4 separate regions of the Homo sapiens genome follow, and all the other regions are linked to region 2. Evidence: chromatin contacts called from ENCODE Hi-C or POLR2A ChIA-PET data. All regions are on one chromosome and are shown on one strand. Each heading gives the region's core, a stretch centred on a gene start or an enhancer-like site at or near the end of the contact. The rest is flanking DNA. Distances are from core to core; before and after follow the strand shown.

Region 1 (2,700 bases), core at 6-2,505, 140 kb after region 2:
TTCTTTTTATTTATTTATTTATTGAGACTGAGTCTCTGTCACCCAGGCTGGAGTGCAATGGCACAATCTCGGCTCACTGCAACCTCTGCTTTCTGGGTTCAAGTGATTCTCCTGCCTCAGCCTCCCCGGTAGCTGGGATTACAGGCATGTGCCGCCACGCCCAGCTGATTTTTGTATTTTTAGTAGAGATGAGGTTTCACCATGTTGCCCAGGCTGGCCTTGAACTCCTGATCTCAGGTGATCCGCCCGCCTCAGCCTCCCAAAGCGCTGGGATTACAGGCGTGAGCCACTGTGCCAGGCCCTCTTTCCATTACTTTTAAACTCCACTTTGCTGTATTTTCAGACAGCAGATCAATATTTTCTCAACTAGGACATTTATAGAGCTAAGGTTGATCTAAAAAGAATACCAGAATGGGCCGGGTGCGGTGGTTCATGCCTGTAATCCCAGCACTTTGGGAGGCCAAGGCAGGCGGATCACCTGAGGTCAGGAGTTCAAGACCAGCCTGGCCAACATGGCGAAACCCCGTCTCTACTAAAAATACAAAATTAGCCAGGCGTGGTGGCGCGTGCCTGTAATCCCTGCTACTCAGGAGGCTGAGGCTTGAGAATCGCTTGAACCCAGGAGGTGGAGGTTGTGGTGAGCCAAGATCGTGCCATTGCACTCCAGCCTGGGCAACAAGAGTGAAACTCCATCTCACAAAAAAAAAAAAAAAAAAAAAAAAAAAAAAAGAATACCAGAATGTTCAGGCTCAGTTTTATCTCCAGGGGAGAGAAAAAGCACTGAAACACTGCAATAAACGTATCTGAGGAATCACTATTAATAGAACTGCTCTTTCCCAGCAGGCCAAATGAAATAGACTCCTAGAAATAATGCCTTAGAGAAGAGAGTGCTGACATTACATTTCTATACTTACATATTTGCAAATTTTATAAACTAAGATTGCTAACCAAAAACAGGATCAGTCAACAAAAGTAGAGATACAGAGGTCAGCAGCCAGCAAGGCCATGCCCAACACCCAGTGCACACACACAGGCCCAGGTACACACACTCAAGAGCACATTCACCACACCCTGCTGTTATAATCAGGAACATGGCTATATTCTAGGTCCAAAGAGATGCTGGGGACATGTCCTAGCAAAAGATAAATTACAGGAATGTAACAACGCCCCTAAAAGCTGTCTTTCCTTTGTTAATCACTAGTTCCTTGCCTCTCATACCCATTCATGATGCCAACCAACGTGGCAAACAGCAACAGCCAATACCACTGTGCCTGCTGACTAAAGTCCAGTCTGTATCTGGTTTCTCCATTTACTTCTAGCCTGTTAGCAAAAGGAAAAATAATTTTATCACATGCTTGAACTTGCCAATGAATAAATGCACAGAGACTGATTTTGAATGACAGCTTTGCCATGCAGTACAGACTTCAAATCTGACCTAAATGAAACCATTGTTGCAAGAGCCATTCTTATGTCAGCTCATGGTCAGAGCATCAACATGGGAACACCTTTTCCTAGCTGCACGTTAGGGGCTGGCACCAGACCCACTAACGAGTAGCAAATGGCAAGAAGAATATGGTATACACAGCTGACAATCTTTGAAAGTCAGCTGATACTCACTACTTAAAGGAGCAGTGAACTTCAAAAAAACCCATACCAAGAACTGGACCTAATGCCTAGAACACAAATGGAGACAGGAGCACAAGTTAAACTAAAGCAAAACATCTGTAAAGGTTCAAGTTAAATGAAATGATGTCTCGGCTTTGCTTCAGAAATATCTGAGAGCAGGAATGTGTGGAGGGTATATATGAAATTAGACTGCTATGAGCTCACTGTTGAAGCTGAGTGATGGGCACTTGAGGGCTCAATATAGCAGTCTCTATTTTGGATATGTTTGAAATTTTTCATAATAAAGAGTTAAAATGAAATAAAACAAAATAAAAAATTGAAGTTACCAAGTTCCAAACTTCTCAGACCTATAAATCAGGAAATCATTGTTGGCTAAACTATTTATCTTTTAGATTCATCAAGTTCATGTTTATAATCTGTTTAGACCACCCATGATGAGGAACAAAGAAAGCAAATTTCTTCAAATTATATATTCTTATTCGGTAACTCAAGTTTATGCCATTTTTCTACCAAACTTGTAACTTTTTTTTTTTTTTTTTTTTTTTTGAGACAGGGTCTTACTCTGTCACCCAGGCTGGAGTGCAATGGCATATAGCTCACTGCAGCCTCCAACTCCTGGGCTCAAGTGATCCTCCCACCTCAGCCTCCTAAGTAGCTGGGACTGCAGGGGCATGCAAACCATACCTGGCTAATTTTTTGTTTCTTTCTTTCTTTCTTTTTTGTAGAGACAAGGCCTCCTTATGATGCCCAGGCTGGTCTTGAACCCCTGGCCTCAAGTGATCCTCCCACATCAGCCTCCCAAAGTGCTGGAATTACAAACATGAACCACCACACCCAGCCCCTCATAACCTTTAGAATGAAAAGTAACTGAATAGAAAAAGTAGAAGAGAAGATGGCATTGAATTAATGTAAAAGAAGCCTGGTGTATTAGAGTCAGAAGACCTGGGCTCTAGTCTGGAATCAGTTTTTTCTTAGTCACATGGCACTAGATAAATCATTAAGCTTCAGTTCTGTCATCCACAAAATAGAGATAATGATAATCAAACCCTTCTTCACAAGTAATTAGAGTAGAAA
Region 2 (2,700 bases), core at 161-2,660:
CTGAAATGTTTCAGGCGGGGAGGCTCCTGTCCAGATGTGCATTCTAAAAACTCTTATTCTGCTGTGATCCAAAAAATACGTTGAAGGTAGGATCAAAGATCTTGGATGCGAATGGAAAGAGGGAGGAAAAGGGTGAAATCAAGTGTGACTCTTCAGTTTCTGGCTCAAGTGACAGTAGAAAATACTGCAGTTACTGATATGGATATGACCTAAATGGATAGGTACAAGTTTTGGGGCAGAGATGGGATAACATGTTATATACCCTTTTCATGGCTGGCACATATGTGAACACACTCAATATGGGAATTATTACTACTATCTGGACATCCTGGGTTTCATAACAAAGGCTTCTAGAAAACAAGTGGAAATAGTAACTTCCATGTCCTTAAATACAGTCTGCAAGCATGAAATAGAACAGGATTCTCAAAGTGGATGGCAATAGGTTCTCTCTTGAAATAAAAAGAAAACTTCACTACAAAATGATAATGCAGGCCAAGCACCGTGGCTCACACCTGTAATTTTAGTACTTTGGGAGGCTGAGGCAGAAGGATCGTTTGAGCCCAGGCTGGGGAATGTAGCGAGACCCTGCCTCTACCCACCACCCCCCTCCAAAAAAAGGTGATGGCTCCAGGGGAGTATCTACAATACAGCCAACCAAGGAAACTTTGGTTTATCACATCAGCATCTGATAAGGTCTGTGCTTCTCTGAAATCACATTAATGAAAACATGTAACTACCAGAATGCTTCACATTGAAAGCTTTTATTTTGAAAAATAAAATACAAAAGTCATTAGGTTGTAAATGTATAATGGTAATTTCCCAACTTCTCAGAAACAATACAATGAATTAAATAATTAGGATATTTAATATTATTCACATCAATACACTTAAACAGGCACACGTGTTCTACAAAACATTAGAACATGTACAGACAACCTATTTCAAAAGGAGACTGCCCAAGTCTGCTTACAGGATCCCATTTTTAAACCCTCTCCTTGAAAACAAACGTCATAATGTAAGAAAAGAGAACAAGAGGAGTTTTAACAGGAAACACATGTTCCTTCTGGGCTCCTTACTGCAGGGCTGTGCATGAAATCGGGATCAAGAGCTCTTTGCTCAGGAGGCAGATCCCTCACGAGGCCCAAAGCTGTGCGGACACCTCCATCCTCTCAGTGGGAGGAAACTGGCAAATGCACAGGCGGCGCAGCCAAGGTGCAGACGCTCCACCAAGCTTGGCAGGGGACAGCCAATCCTAGGAATTTCCCTTCTGCTGAAAAGGCAGCAATCTTTCCTAGGGCGAACAAACAGAATGTGGTTACAGGTGTGGAGTCCCGGTGTGTTCTCCCTGTGTCTTCGTCTCTTCCTTCCCAGCTACAGGCCTAGACAAGCCAGGCGGTTGGGGAGGTTCCTGCAGATCAGGGGCCAGGAGGATGGATGTTGAGAACAGCTGCCTCAGGAAGACTGCCTGGGAGGCACACACACCCTCACTCTGGTGCTTTCAGATGCATGCAAGTAGCTGCTGGGTGCAAAGCAAGCAGATGGCCAAAACCAGGGCTGCTCCTGCCCATTTCTAAATAACTGACTGTCATCTGCTATTGTTGCTACTGTGGGGGCACTGTCAGGGGCACCAGATGTCCAGGGGTCAGCACCATGATTCCTCGTGTGAAGAAATGGGTCCTAAGGTTCTTAAAGTGTCCAGGGGTCAAGACCCTGATTCCTCCTTATGTGAAGAAATGGGTCCTAAGGTTCTTCAAGTGTCCAGGGGGCAGCACCCTGATTCCTCCTCATGTGAAGAAATGGGTCCTAAGGTTCTTTAAGTGTCCAGGGGGCAGCACCCTGATTCCTCATGTGAAGAAATGGGTCCTAAGGTTCTTTAAGTGTCCAGGGGGCAGCACCCTGATTCCTCCTCATGTGAAGAAATGGGTCCTAAGGTTAAGTGTCCAGGGGTCAAGACCCTGATTCCTCCTCATGTGAAGAAATGGGTCCTAAGGTTCTTTAAGTGTCCCAGGGGTCAGCACCCTGATTCCTCCTCATGTGAAGAAATGGGTCCTAAGGTTCTTTAAGTGTCCAGGGGTCAGCACCCTGATTCCTCCTCACGTGAAGAAATGGATCCTAAGGTTCTTTAAAGGAAGCTCCAGAGAACACAGATACTGTTATTGAAATGCCAAAGGGACCCAAAAGATAAGAAAGATAGTATCCATCCTAAGGGCTTTGCTGTGTCCCCAGTTCTCCTGAGTCCTCCTCAGCACAGGTTGGCCCCTCCCAACCTCCACACACAAGCCAGGGTGAAATGCTGCAGAGGCAACTGCTGATGCGGTCCATCCTACAACACGCTGGTAAAGAAATGAGGCCTTGTGTGTGTTTGGTGGGGCGGGCAGGGAGATTACCTATGAAGTTTGAAAGCATTTTGTATAAACAAAATTAGCCAAGGCCTGATAACTGCTGTTAAATATGCAGACCCACAGGGCATAAGACTAACATTCAGCATTTGCTCCTCAGCAAAAAGGAAACCTGAATCCTAGAACCTGTCAATATTAGCAGCTTGCTGCCATCTGGGATTTTGACATGACGGACCAGCGTCCATGTGCTTCTTATGTCTATAATCCATCAACGCACCGCAAGTCACATTCAACCTGTTTTCTCACTAGCAAAACAGGAATACTACCAGCTTGCCAGAGTGGTTTGAGAACTGAATACAAT
Region 3 (2,700 bases), core at 166-2,665, 190 kb after region 2:
AGGCTGGTCTCAAACTCCTAACATCAAGTGATCTGCCCACCTCAGCCTCCCAAAGTGCTGGGACTACAGGCGTGAGCCTCTGTGTCCAAAGTTTTGATTTCTTATCATTTTTATGTGTCTTGACATATTTTCTTCTGTTAATTCCTGCATCCATAAGTGTGAATTTTATTTCACTAAGATTAGTAAACAGCCATTTCAAAACTTGGCTCTCTGAAAGTATATACACCAAAATGTTATCAATGATGACTCCTTCAGGATCAGGAGGGAGATGAAGAGGAATTTTATGTGTTTTTTTTGTTTTTGTTTTCCTGAGATAAGGCCTCACTCTGTCACCCAGGCTAGAGTGCATTGGTGCAATCACAGCTCACTGCAGCCTCAACCTCCAGGGTTCAAGTGATCCTCCCAGCTCAGCCTCCCATATAGCTGAGAATACCGGCATGCATCACTATGCAATGCTTTTCTAAAAATTATTTTTTGTAGAGATGGGGTCTCACTATGTTGCTCAGGCTGGTCTCCAACTCCTGGGCTCAAGTGATCCTCCCACCTCAGCCTCCCAAAGTGCTGGGATTATAGGCATGAGCTGCCACGCCCTGCCAGAACTTCATGTTTTATTTTATATACATCCGTATTGTTTAAATGTTCACAAGAATGCATAGGTTGGGCGCAGTGGTTCAGGCCTGTAATCCCAACACTTTGGGAGGCCGATGGGGGTGGATTGCTTTGAGCTCAGGAGTTCGAGACCTGCCTGGGCAACAGGGCAAAACTCCATCTCTACAAAGAATACAAAAATTAGCTGGGCATGGTGGTGCAAATCTGTGGTCCCAGCTACTTGGGAGGCTGAGGTGGGGGGATCACTTGAGCCTGGGAGGTGGAGGTTGCAGTAAGCCGAGATCACACCACTGCACTCCAGCCTGGGCAACAGAGTGAGACCCCATCCCCCAAAATAAATGAATGAAGGAATGTTCACAAGAGAGCTTTGGTTTGAGGAGGTGGTGTATTTTTTGTTTTCTTTTCATTAAGCTGCTTCTTAGTCAGTTTTTGCTGCAGTAACAAACAACCCCAACATTCCAGTGGCTTACAACATACATTTGTTCCTCATATTACATGAGGGCTGAGGGTGGGCCAGAGGGTGAGCAAGCCTCCAGCATCAGAGATCTGCAAATACATGCTCAGGCTCTGCTGCCCTGGTCCTATGTGATCCTGGCTCACCGGGGCTTGTTCTTGGCTCCAATCCTGACTGCAGTCCCCTCCTGTGACCTCGCCTGCATCGGTGACTTCCGCATCTCCCAGCATTCAGACCTTGGCTGTCCTCTGGTTTCCCTGGCTCAGCGCACCCTGCCCTGGCCCTGACTCCTTGGTGTCCCTATGACTCAAGACTCTGGCTCCCTGCCCCCAGGACCCCACCCTGCCCATGTTCTGGCCCTTCCAGCTAAGGCCCCACAAGGGGGAAAAAGAGAGCATTTAACCCAGAACCCACCAGGTTCCTGGGACTCTCTGCCCCTGCCCTGTGCAAGGACAACATGGGTCTTCCGGTTCTACGAACACAGCCACTGACCCAGCCGTGCACGCAGGACACGGCAGACATGTAATTAATGACCCACGAAGCTTCTAACAGAGGCTCATTCTGAGTAGCTAGTACTCTAGGGGGAGTGAAGGGAAGATTGACTCTTGGCTGCAAGCCATACCCAGCATGTCACAGCCCCCAGCCCTAAAGTCTACTTGCTCCATCCTCCTCCTTGGTCAGGGGTATTTGGGAACCACGGGGAAGGAGCTTTAGAAACAGGATTGCTCAATAGATCTGATGCTTGGGCGTTTCGAGTTCCCAGCAAACACTTGCTTCCCAAGCCCAAGCACGTGATCTCTAGCTCTGGAGCAGACAGGTCTAGGTCGACTTGCATCTTTTTTTTTTTTTTTTTTTTGGAGACAGAGTCTCACCCTGTCGCCCAGGCTGGAGTGCAGTGGCGCGATCTTGGGTCACTGCAACCTCCTCCTCCCAGGTTCAAGGGATTCTCTTGCCTCAGCCTCCTGAGTATCTGGGACTACAGGCGTGCATCACCATGCCCAACCAATTTTTGTAATTTTTGGTAGAGACAGGGTTTTGCCGTGTTGGCCAGGCTGGTCTCAAACTCCTGACCTCAGTTGATCCCCGACTTCAGCCTCCCAAAGTGCTGGGATTACAGGCGTGAGCCTCCGCGCCTGGCCCTGAAAAATTTTTTTGTAGAGATGGGGACTCACTTTGTTGGCTAGCCTGGTCTCAAACTCCTGGACTCAAGCGATCCTCCTGCCTCAGCCACCCAAAGTGCTGTGATTACAGGTGTGAGCCACTGCACCCAGCTGTCTGCCTCCGCCTCCAGTACTTGCTCCCTGGGAGTGCCTGGGCCATTTTTTCACTCTGCACCTTTGGTTTCCTCCTCTATGACATAGGGATAAGGCATGCAGAGCCCTTAGTGCAGCACCTGGAATGTGGTTGGTGTTGAAAACTAGTAGCTATTGGTTGAGGCAAGAATCATCACTAGAATATAAGAGTAGTGAGTAAAAATGTGGTAAGAGAATATTTCTCTCAAATATCTCCCCATAAATTGCTTGTTAATTAAAAATGGGGGCAGGGTGCAGTGGCTCACACCTGTAATCCCAACACTTTGGGAGGCCGAGGTGGGAGGATCACTTGAGGCCAGGGGTTCGAGACCAGCCCAGGCAACA
Region 4 (2,700 bases), core at 141-2,640, 130 kb before region 2:
GCTCTGTGGCCCAGGCTGGAGTGCAGTGGAGCGATCTCCGCTCACTGCAAGCTCCGCCTCCCGGGTTCACACCACTCTCCTGCCTCAGCCTCCTGAGTAGCTGGGACTACAGGCGCCCACCACGACGCCCAGATAATTTTTTGTATTTTTGTAGAGACCGAATTTCACCATGTTGCCCAAGCTAGTCTGGAACGCCTGAGCTCAAGGGATCCGCCCACCTAGGCCTCCCAAAGTGCTGGGATTACGGGTGTGAGCCACTGGGCCGGCCCAATAACTTTCTTCAGTCTGAGCATGAGCACTGGAAGAAAAGCTCTCACTTGCATATATTTTTTTTTTAGAGACAGGGTCTCCCTCTGTCACCCAGGCTGAAGTGCAGTGGTGTAATCTCGGCTCACAGTAACCTCAACCTCCCGGGCTCCATCGCATATATATATATATATATACACACACATATATATAGTTTTTTATTTTTTAGACGGAGTCTTGGTCTGTCGCCCAGGCTAGAGTGCAGTGGCACGATCTCGGCTAACTGCAGCCTCTGCCTCCCGGGTTCAAGCAATTGTCTGCCTCTGCCTCAACCTCCCGAATAGCTGGTATTACATGTGCCCGCCACCACGCCCGGCTAATTTTTGCATTTTTAGTAGAGACGGGATTCACCATGCTGGCCAGGATGGTCTTGAATTCCCGACCTCGTGATCCACCTGTCTCGGCCTCCCAAAGTGCTGGGATTACAGGCGTGAGCCACCGCGCCCGGCCCGATCGCTTATATTTTTAAAAAGATGTTTTCTTGGTTTCCTAGCCCCTCGTACCCCCTACAAAGTTCCAAAGGCTTTGATGTTGTTGCAACGGCCATCAGAGGTCAAGCCGAGGGGTGCAGCTCCCTAATGCGGTGCAGCCTCAGACGGGGCCGATCCTGCCCAGGATGAGCGGCGCCAGGGGTGGGGGACGCTGCCGGCGTCCCCGGGACCTGGCTGGGGGAGGAGTTGGGGGGCGCACCTACACAGGCTCAGGTGACGCGAGTGTGCGGCAAGGGCTGTAGCCGGAGCTAGCGGACTTGTGGCCACTGAGGAGCTTCTGCCTGAACGTGCCCTCCAGGCGACAGCCGCTTGGTGCGCAGCGCCTGCTCGCTAAGCGTCAGGCCCTTGCTGCGCCCTACGCCGCAGGCTGGGAAGTAGCGCAGGCAGTAGTAGTACAGGCAGCGGTAAAGCTCCTCCTTGTAGCTTATTGGTGTCGGCGGCCTGGTCTGGGCCTGCGGACCCTAACCCACCGCCTGCTGACACTGACCGGCAGTCTGTGGCCATGCGTCTGCGCATGCGCTCTCCTGGAATACCCAGCCGCTGCGCCTCGAGTTCCGATTGGTTCTACAGAAGGGGCGGGCCTGTGAGATATCACAGGGGCGCGCCTCAGCTGACGTCACAGGCGCGGGCCTTCCGGCGTCGTAATAGCGCCGGCCTTCGGCGACGTCACAGTGGCGCTACAGTGCCTGGAGCTGCGCTGGTTTTTCCTCGGAGTGGAGCCTGGTAACCGCGACTTCCCCGCCATGTTCTGTGTGTTGCTGGCTGGAGAAGGGTGGTTGACAAACTCCGACCCAGCACAGTGTTTCTGTGGGTCAAAACTAGAAAACTATGTCCAGGCTCGGCCGAGGCGGAAGGATCCGTTCAGGCCAGGAGTTAAAGAGCTGCCTGGGCAACATGGCGCGACCCCATCTCTGTAGTCCCACCTCAGCTTCCCAGATACTTGAACCCCAAGGTTCAAGGCTGCAATGAGCTATGATCCCATCACAGCACTCCATCCTGCGAGACGGAGGTAAACCTTGTCTAAAAAAATAAACTATCCAAGTGTACAACAGGGAGGGACTGCTTAAAGAAAACATGATAATTGTATGTTCAAATACTTTTAACAAGTGCAAAATGTATAGGCTGAAATAAATAGGGCTGGCCGGGCACGTTGGCTCACGCCTGTAAATTCCAACATTTTGTGTGCTCGAGGCATTCCGATCAGTAGACATGGGTGAAACCCCATGTCTACTAAAAATATAAAAATTAGGCCAGGAACTTTGCATCGTTTTAGGGGGCTCGCATCTCCCTAAGGGCCCGGTAATTGAACCCCTTGGACCTGAGGGTGAGAAACCTTGGCTCAGTTCTTCCCAGGGTGATCAGCCCAGGGGTAAGCGAGGAGAGACCAGAAAACAGGACCCATGAGAAGGTCCCCCTCCTGGAGTTTGAGGCCCATTCCTTCTTGTCCCTGCGTCTCCTCTTTCCAGGACTCCTCCCTGCTCTGCCCCACTCCTGGGAGTGGGGTCATGGCCATGGGGGGCTGCTTTTGGGTACAGGCCCCAGCGGCAACCCTGGGCCCAAAGTGGGCAGGCTCACCTGGAGGGGATCAGAGTCACATGGCAAGACGCAAGGGGAAAAGCCGCGCTGGAACCGCACCTCTCTGCCCCCTGATGTCAGTGGGTGCACTCTTCCCTCACCTCACTCAGGCAGCGGCTTGAGTTCCATGGGAGCACTGTCCTGCTCCCTCTGCTGCCTCTTTTTAGTCTTGGGGCTACTATAACACTTTCCCTTCCCCAGCCCTGCCAACCTGGTGGGACATTGGGCTTCCCTCTTCCTGGGGACAGGCGGGTCCTGGGGACAAGCCTGTCCTGTATCATACCTGCAGCGAGACTCTTTTTTTCTCCAGGACCTGCGGAGCAGCCAG

What was found. A loop is a pair of places that touch in the nucleus more often than their neighbours do. ChIA-PET counts read pairs that join two places held with the same protein, here RNA polymerase II (POLR2A). Pooled maps may share reads with other maps.
Region 1: a loop to region 2 is called in a pooled map, with 2.8 times the contacts of the local background. The contact joins two enhancer-like sites. A Hi-C loop is called at or near these places in 2 of 168 maps with a recorded cell type or tissue (Panc1 and ascending aorta) and 2 of 50 pooled maps. POLR2A ChIA-PET finds 5 or more read pairs at or near these places in 1 of 52 experiments (HCT116).
Region 3: a map with no recorded cell type shows a loop between it and region 2 (2.2-fold over the local background). The contact joins two enhancer-like sites. A Hi-C loop is called at or near these places in 1 of 37 single-sample maps with no recorded cell type. POLR2A ChIA-PET finds 5 or more read pairs at or near these places in 3 of 52 experiments (A549, WTC11 and activated CD4-positive, alpha-beta T cell).
Region 4: a map of mammary epithelial cell shows a loop between it and region 2 (3-fold over the local background). The contact joins the promoter of LINC03011 here to the enhancer-like site in region 2. A Hi-C loop is called at or near these places in 1 of 168 maps with a recorded cell type or tissue (mammary epithelial cell). POLR2A ChIA-PET finds 5 or more read pairs at or near these places in 4 of 52 experiments (AG04449, HEK293T, HepG2 and 1 more).

Annotation. Positions count from the first base shown.
Region 1 is chr7:66,222,931-66,225,630 of GRCh38, reverse strand. The region is part of intron 1 of TPST1 (tyrosylprotein sulfotransferase 1); the gene reads right to left. Among named protein-coding and RNA genes, the nearest start is that of TPST1, 19 kb to the right of the region's middle. Within about 2 kb of position 1,255, at least 2 of the 41 ENCODE cell types and tissues checked have a DNase peak (open chromatin) inside an H3K27ac peak, as active enhancers do.
Region 2 is chr7:66,358,486-66,361,185 of GRCh38, reverse strand. TPST1 (tyrosylprotein sulfotransferase 1) reads right to left here. Exons shown (of 6, transcript NM_003596.4): 6 at 743-1,291. Among named protein-coding and RNA genes, the nearest start is that of LINC00174, 41 kb to the left of the region's middle. Within about 2 kb of position 1,410, at least 3 of the 41 ENCODE cell types and tissues checked have a DNase peak (open chromatin) inside an H3K27ac peak, as active enhancers do; they include mammary epithelial cell, where a contact is called at or near this core.
Region 3 is chr7:66,169,531-66,172,230 of GRCh38, reverse strand. No RefSeq gene overlaps it. Among named protein-coding and RNA genes, the nearest start is that of TPST1, 34 kb to the left of the region's middle. Within about 2 kb of position 1,415, at least 7 of the 41 ENCODE cell types and tissues checked have a DNase peak (open chromatin) inside an H3K27ac peak, as active enhancers do.
Region 4 is chr7:66,492,322-66,495,021 of GRCh38, reverse strand. It overlaps LINC03011 (long intergenic non-protein coding RNA 3011), which reads right to left and starts at 1,390. Exons shown (of 2, transcript NR_134573.1): 1 at 1,285-1,390. RefSeq lists an enhancer at 1,492-1,701.